Linked DNA regions of Homo sapiens: region 1 is linked to region 2. Evidence: chromatin contacts called from ENCODE Hi-C or POLR2A ChIA-PET data. All regions are on one chromosome and are shown on one strand. Each heading gives the region's core, a stretch centred on a gene start or an enhancer-like site at or near the end of the contact. The rest is flanking DNA. Distances are from core to core; before and after follow the strand shown.

Evidence for each region. Hi-C counts contacts between places; a loop is a spot of excess contacts on that map. ChIA-PET counts read pairs that join two places held with the same protein, here RNA polymerase II (POLR2A). Pooled maps may share reads with other maps.
Region 1: a pooled map shows a loop between it and region 2 (4-fold over the local background). The contact joins two enhancer-like sites. A Hi-C loop is called at or near these places in 5 of 50 pooled maps. POLR2A ChIA-PET finds 5 or more read pairs at or near these places in 3 of 52 experiments (PC-9, activated naive CD4-positive, alpha-beta T cell and naive thymus-derived CD4-positive, alpha-beta T cell).

What each region holds. Positions count from the first base shown.
Region 1 is chr13:98,997,551-99,000,659 of GRCh38, reverse strand. It overlaps a transcript of DOCK9 not described here. Among named protein-coding and RNA genes, the nearest start is that of DOCK9, 21 kb to the right of the region's middle. Within about 2 kb of position 1,664, at least 4 of the 41 ENCODE cell types and tissues checked have a DNase peak (open chromatin) inside an H3K27ac peak, as active enhancers do.
Region 2 is chr13:98,852,670-98,855,396 of GRCh38, reverse strand. DOCK9 (dedicator of cytokinesis 9) reads left to right here. Exons shown (of 53, transcript NM_001366683.2): 35 at 1,875-1,989. Among named protein-coding and RNA genes, the nearest start is that of DOCK9-AS1, 22 kb to the right of the region's middle. RefSeq lists an enhancer at 1,279-1,588. Within about 2 kb of position 1,439, at least 4 of the 41 ENCODE cell types and tissues checked have a DNase peak (open chromatin) inside an H3K27ac peak, as active enhancers do.

The DNA of each region.
Region 1 (3,109 bases), core at 415-2,914, 150 kb before region 2:
GTATGCCAGCCCATCTCTGTGCATGAGTTTCAATTTTTATTTCGAGTGAGGAGAATGATTTTACCTCATTTTTCTTCTTTCTTTTTTCAAGTATGTGACAGTTTTCTTGAGCAAATTTCAAATGTTTAACTGTGGAGGGCATGAGATTTTTAATGGTGTCCTACCGTGCTGTATCTTGCCACCTGCAAGCCACCCTCTACTAAGCTACTCTGCCAAGCAAGCCCTCAGGAGGAGAAGTTTGGGAATCTAGCACCTTGCTTTGAAAGGAGCTGAAAACATCAGCAGATTGCATTGCTGGTCCTAACATCCTGGGGCCTTGTGAAGAGAGGACAGGAAGATACTGCTTTCTCATTCAGATGCATGACCTGCTGGGGTTCTGCATTCTGTTCAGAACTGAGTGTTGCATCTTCAGAAGGACACATCAGGGCAGGAGAAGACTCAGAGAAGGGCTGTGAAAAGGATTGTGGCATATTTATAATGAGAGTTGGTGATAGGAGCCCCTTCTGCGTGTATTTTCTCCCAGATCCCAGAATCAGATCAGGTCATCTTGCTTTTACCAAACTGATTTAGGGGGTCAGGTAGGTTGAGTATTAAGGCAGGCAGAGCCCTAAACATTTTAGCTACTCCCCAAAAGTGTATATCGTCTTATTGTTGCTTTCTTCTTCTTCTTTTTTTCTTTTTTTAACCAGTTCTTTGCCAAATAACAAGGCAGGGAGTGGTCATGGTGCCTGGGAACTTTGGTGCAAGAGATTTGATACTGAATTTCCGTTTTCACTTTTCACCCTTAGCATTCAACCACCTTTTGGACTGGGCTGTTGTGTTACAGAAGGATACAGGCTTCTGTCCAAATCATACTCTTTGTGACCAGTTTTGTAAAACAAGTGGAAACGCTGATAGTTTGTGCAGATGCATGTTTATCTGAAAAATGCTGGACACCATCCAAAGGCAAAGTATGCAGGAATGGTCTTAATTTTAAAAACAACCTCTCTGTGCATCAGTAATTTAAACCCTTTTCCATTTTTATAATTTTTGAATCGCCCTCTTTCTGTTAAAAAAGAAACATGAAAAGAAAGAAACACTGAGGATAAGTTTTAGTACTGTTTATGTTGTCTGTCCTGCAACCCCAGACACGCAGGACTTGGCTCAAATCAGGCAACTGGAGAATTCAGGAGAAGGCCAGATGATCTGGAAACAAGCAAGGGAAATCATCATTCAAGAAATCCTTCTATTAGGAAATGAGATTTTAAAAGCCAATTTAAAACTATTTTTGCTTTTCTTGTTAAAAGAAGGGTTGTTTTGGTATCCTCTCATTAGTCACCTTCCAGAGAGAGAGAGAGAGAGAGTGTGTGTGTGTGTGTGTGTGTGTGTGCGCGTGCATGCGTGCACACATCTGTTCATAAGCTGCTCCTATGACCTGTGTTCCAGGTCACACACTCACCCTCTGAACATGTGAACAAGAAGATTAATTAGTTGGAAAGACTATTCAAGGAACTCAGGGAATCGCCACACTGGGCTTTTATTCCCCACATCTGCAGTGTCTTAGCCTCCATTGCCAGTGACTCTCTGAAGTTTGGGTTAGGTCTTTTTATCTCAAGAGTCAAAGGGGGAGATGATACAAATCATTGACTTCCTGTCACCCTGTTATCTGTGGTTAGGTGATTCACGTAGCAAAAGTGTGATCCGAGCTTGCTTCCCTTTCTCCAGCCCCAAGGACACTATGGTTGGCTTCCTCCACCACCCACTTATTGTGAGTTTGGGGTTGCAAACTAATTTTGACAGTAGCCCAAAGTGAAACACCATTAGGAAGATGAGCCTGGTTGCTCAGACCCACAGGGAAATCTGGAAGGCCTTGGATTGTCTGTGCCTTCGCCTCTCTCCATGACTATATGGTAATCATTGGAGGGTGAGATGAGGGGTCCCAACGAGTCTGTGCCTAGACTTTAGCAGTTGGACGATTAGGGGCCATGCAGCCTAATCTCAGCCCCATTTGAGAATGTTGCTCCTCTGTGCCTGGGTGGGTGATGGATTGGAAGAGGCCAGGTGGGTAGGGTAGGGGCTGACCTGGACCATGCTTCCTGTACCACAAGACTTCCTCATTCATGGATTTCACCAAGTCTCTTGGTTCGGAAATTCTTAAAAGGGTTTTGGAAGCTTGGTGTGAGACTCTGCCCGGATCATTCAGATGGAAACCAAGGCCATGAGTGCTGTAAGTGCATCCGAGGTTAAAAAGGATTTTCGAGTGCTCCACACATAATTGGTGCCAGGTGTTTCCCATTTGTCTCTATGCCTAGACAAATAATCAGTCTTAGTGGATACCCAGAGGGTGAGCAGAGTTTGCATCTTGAGGGTAGGGTGGGTCCTACCTTCAGGGGCTTCCACTTCATTTAGTGAATTGAGACATGTGCGCTGTGGGTGTCTGGGTGCCCGGACCTTGCTGCCCTGTCTGGCTTCTCTGATGATGCATGCCTGCCAGCTGCCATCACCCTTGCCCCAAGGCTCCACTGTCTATCCCGGCCCCACCTCAGCTGTTCTCATCTGTGACTCATTCACAGAGGTCCACCAAGTACAGAGGAAAAGCTGAGGAGAATGGCAGGTGTCACATGCATGACACCCTCACCATCACCCTGGAGATGTTTCTGTGGTTTGCAGCAAATCTTGGAAGAGCAGAATGGCCTCAGCCCTAGTCTGAGAAAATCCTCAGGGCTTTTACAGAGATGATCCTGGGGACTTAGGAGAATCTGCTGTGTTGGTCAAGGGTGGGGCTGGGCCAGTGCCACACTTTGGCAGAACAGACCTCTCGTTAGCTACGGGGCTGGAAAGCAGCATGCTTCTCAGTTATTCTCCCAGAATCCCCACATGGAAATGTTTTCTATTGTATAACAAAGATGCACAAAGTCAGGGGGTGACTGGAGTATTCCTGACCAGCCAGGGCTGGAATTGCAAGCCAGCAATGCACAGAGACAGGAAAATAATTCCCACAAAGAACAGTGAAGGCTGCCCATGGCAATCCCTGGAAATAGTCTGATGTGGATGGAGTGAGGGAAGGAAGTGTTGAGAGACCAACAAAGGATATCAAAAGAGTGGGTGGTTTTGAAGACAAACCTCATTT
Region 2 (2,727 bases), core at 190-2,689:
TTTCACCATATTGGCCAGGCTGGGCTCAAACTCCTGACCTCGTCATCCGCCCGCCTCGGCCTCCCAAAGTGCTGGGATTACAGGCGTGAGCCACTACACCTGGCCAATTCCCTGTAGTCTTTATACCAGAGACACCATCATCAACACAGCTCTCCACCCACAAGGGTGTTAGGTCTGAAGCCAGCTCCAGAGAATAATTGATCATATAGGTGATTCAGGGGTAAGAAATCACTTTATTCACACAGCACGCACCCACAACACAACACTTCCTCCTCATACTTAGCCTTTTTTCTTGAAACTACTAAGTGCTCAGACCATTTGGAACTTTGTAGGAAAGGATAAAGTGTGGGTTTAAACCTGGAGCCATGGTAGATTGGTATCACTTTGGGCACAGATTTTCTAAGTTACTTCAAGTTACAGGCAAGTGCCCATCCCAATAAACAGCTGAGCCATTTAGGGATTTATCCCTAGTTCTCCAAAAACACCCGGAAGACATCCTTCCTCAGCATCAGGTTTATAATCTTGTCACGCATCCCATGGCTGGCATTGACATGGTTACCATTAAATGCAGTTCTGTTGAGGTGCGAGCAGCTCAGTTTGGGTGTGTCATGACGTATTGAACTTTTCCCTTGACCCCAACATGCCTTCATGTATAGAGGGAGAAGCTGCTCCGAAGGCACTCTGCTTGTGTCATACGCAGTGCTGAAGAGGAGGAGGAGAGCTGCCAGTCAGCCAGGAAAAACCGGGTCACTGTGGATTTTTCCCTTCTAATGATTCCACCTTTGCCAGAGGAGACATTGAATGCAACACCTTCCCTCCCACTGCCGGAAGTACTAAGTTCTCCAGTGGCTCTGATCAAGTGGGCAGGCCAGAGGGTGCATCCATACCAGTTTTGCCACTAATTTCCCCTGTATTTTTTTGTAAATGAAAATATTCACATATTTTATTAAGCCTGATATATATATGTATATATATACACACACACACACACGCATAATTTTTTTTTCAATTGGCCACCAGCACCTTGAATAAAACATCTTTTTTCCACTATTGTTTTTGCTTTGATATTTGGTAAAAAAATTTTTTTTATTTCAATTGGAAATTCAACTGGGAGAGTTTTTAAATCTCCTGTGTTTGCAATCACATGATGAGATTCTTGTTCTGCTTTTTTTCCACAAGAACCTGCTGCCTAGTGGCAAAATTGCCCTCTTGTTTGCCCCAAGCTTTCTGACGTTTGCAGTGTTGAGCTAAGCTGATGAGGGAGTGACCTCATCAGTTTAGGACCTCTGGCCATGCTGTGCTGACGTGTCCCTGTTTGTCCCGGTTGGGCACCTGCCTATTGTGTTCCCTGAGCAGTGCCCACAGCACGCCCCATAATGCACCCTGGGTGATGGCGCCTGGGCTCCAGGTTCTGGGGTGCTTTGGTCACAGCAGCACCACAGGCACTTGCTGTTTCAGCCACGGCTGTTGTCCTCAGGAGGTGGTTGGTTGTGCAGTGTCTTCTGAGTCATGGTTTCTGTTCTTGATCCTAGCACACATACTTTCTTGCATGAGGTTTCAATATACTTGGCATCTCAGAAGGTTTTACTTGGCATAGCTAAAGCTGTGTTTATCCAGTGAGAAAGGTCTGTGCCTTCTGCTTGTCCCTCAGGAGAGCGTGCTGAGGAGACAAGCTAGGGCTTCCATGGGCAGCATCTGAGTGTGTTATATTTGGGCGAAAGGGTGCCTGTGGTTTAATTGTCAGCAAGTTACTTGCACCTTCCAATGTGTATGATCTGACTTGATTCTAAGAGTCTTTCTCTTCCAAGGGAGAAAAGGGAAACACGTTTTCCTCCCGTAATTAAATAGAAAAATCACCTGTATTTTCTTTTTAGCACCAACAAAGTAGCACATTGGGAAATTCCGTGGTTCGCTGTGATAAACTTGACCAGTCTGAGATTAAGAGCCTACTGATGTGTTTCCTCTACATCTTAAAGAGCATGTCTGATGGTAGGTTAAAAAATGGAGATTTCTGTTTTGCTCGTTTCAGCACTTGGTTTGTTTGGTTTTAACTTGTAATAAGTTGAAATGATACAAAGATTTCAAAGGATTTTCTTGTTTAAAATGCATATTCATTGACTAAATGTAATTGTTAAAATGCAATTCATTGACTAAGGTTCTTAGAAATAAGAACCTTATTGTGGGAAAATCATTTCCTTAATTATTTTATTCTAGAAAATGAGTTCCAAAATGTGAATGGGCCTATTTCTTAAATTTATATTAAACTGGGACCTGCCATCTTAACTAAAGGAGATAGAAGCACATAAATAAAATAGCTTTTGGCTTTAAAAAAAATTTTTATTCGTCCAGACAAACTTACTGTCAACTTAAATAACTGTGTTAGTCTCTGGAATTAGAATATATGTTGTGGGGGGACCTAAGCATTCCTTCCATTTAGAGTGTGTATATTCCTGGCTCAAAGTGGGAGATATGTTATTTTAGTTTTCTAATGGAAATGGTAGTATCATAGTAGATTATGTTTCTGTTTAAGGGTTTGACAACCACATTTTAAAATAAGAATGAGCAGAACTATGAATGCTCTATCTGGACCGTATAAGGCTTGCAAATGTGTGTGACAGGACAGTTTCAACTCTGTTAGCTCATCTGTGTATCTGGCTATGTAATATAAACAATCCCAGTAAACAATGTCGCAGTTCTTATCCTGGGCAAAAATCTTATTTTTCCTAC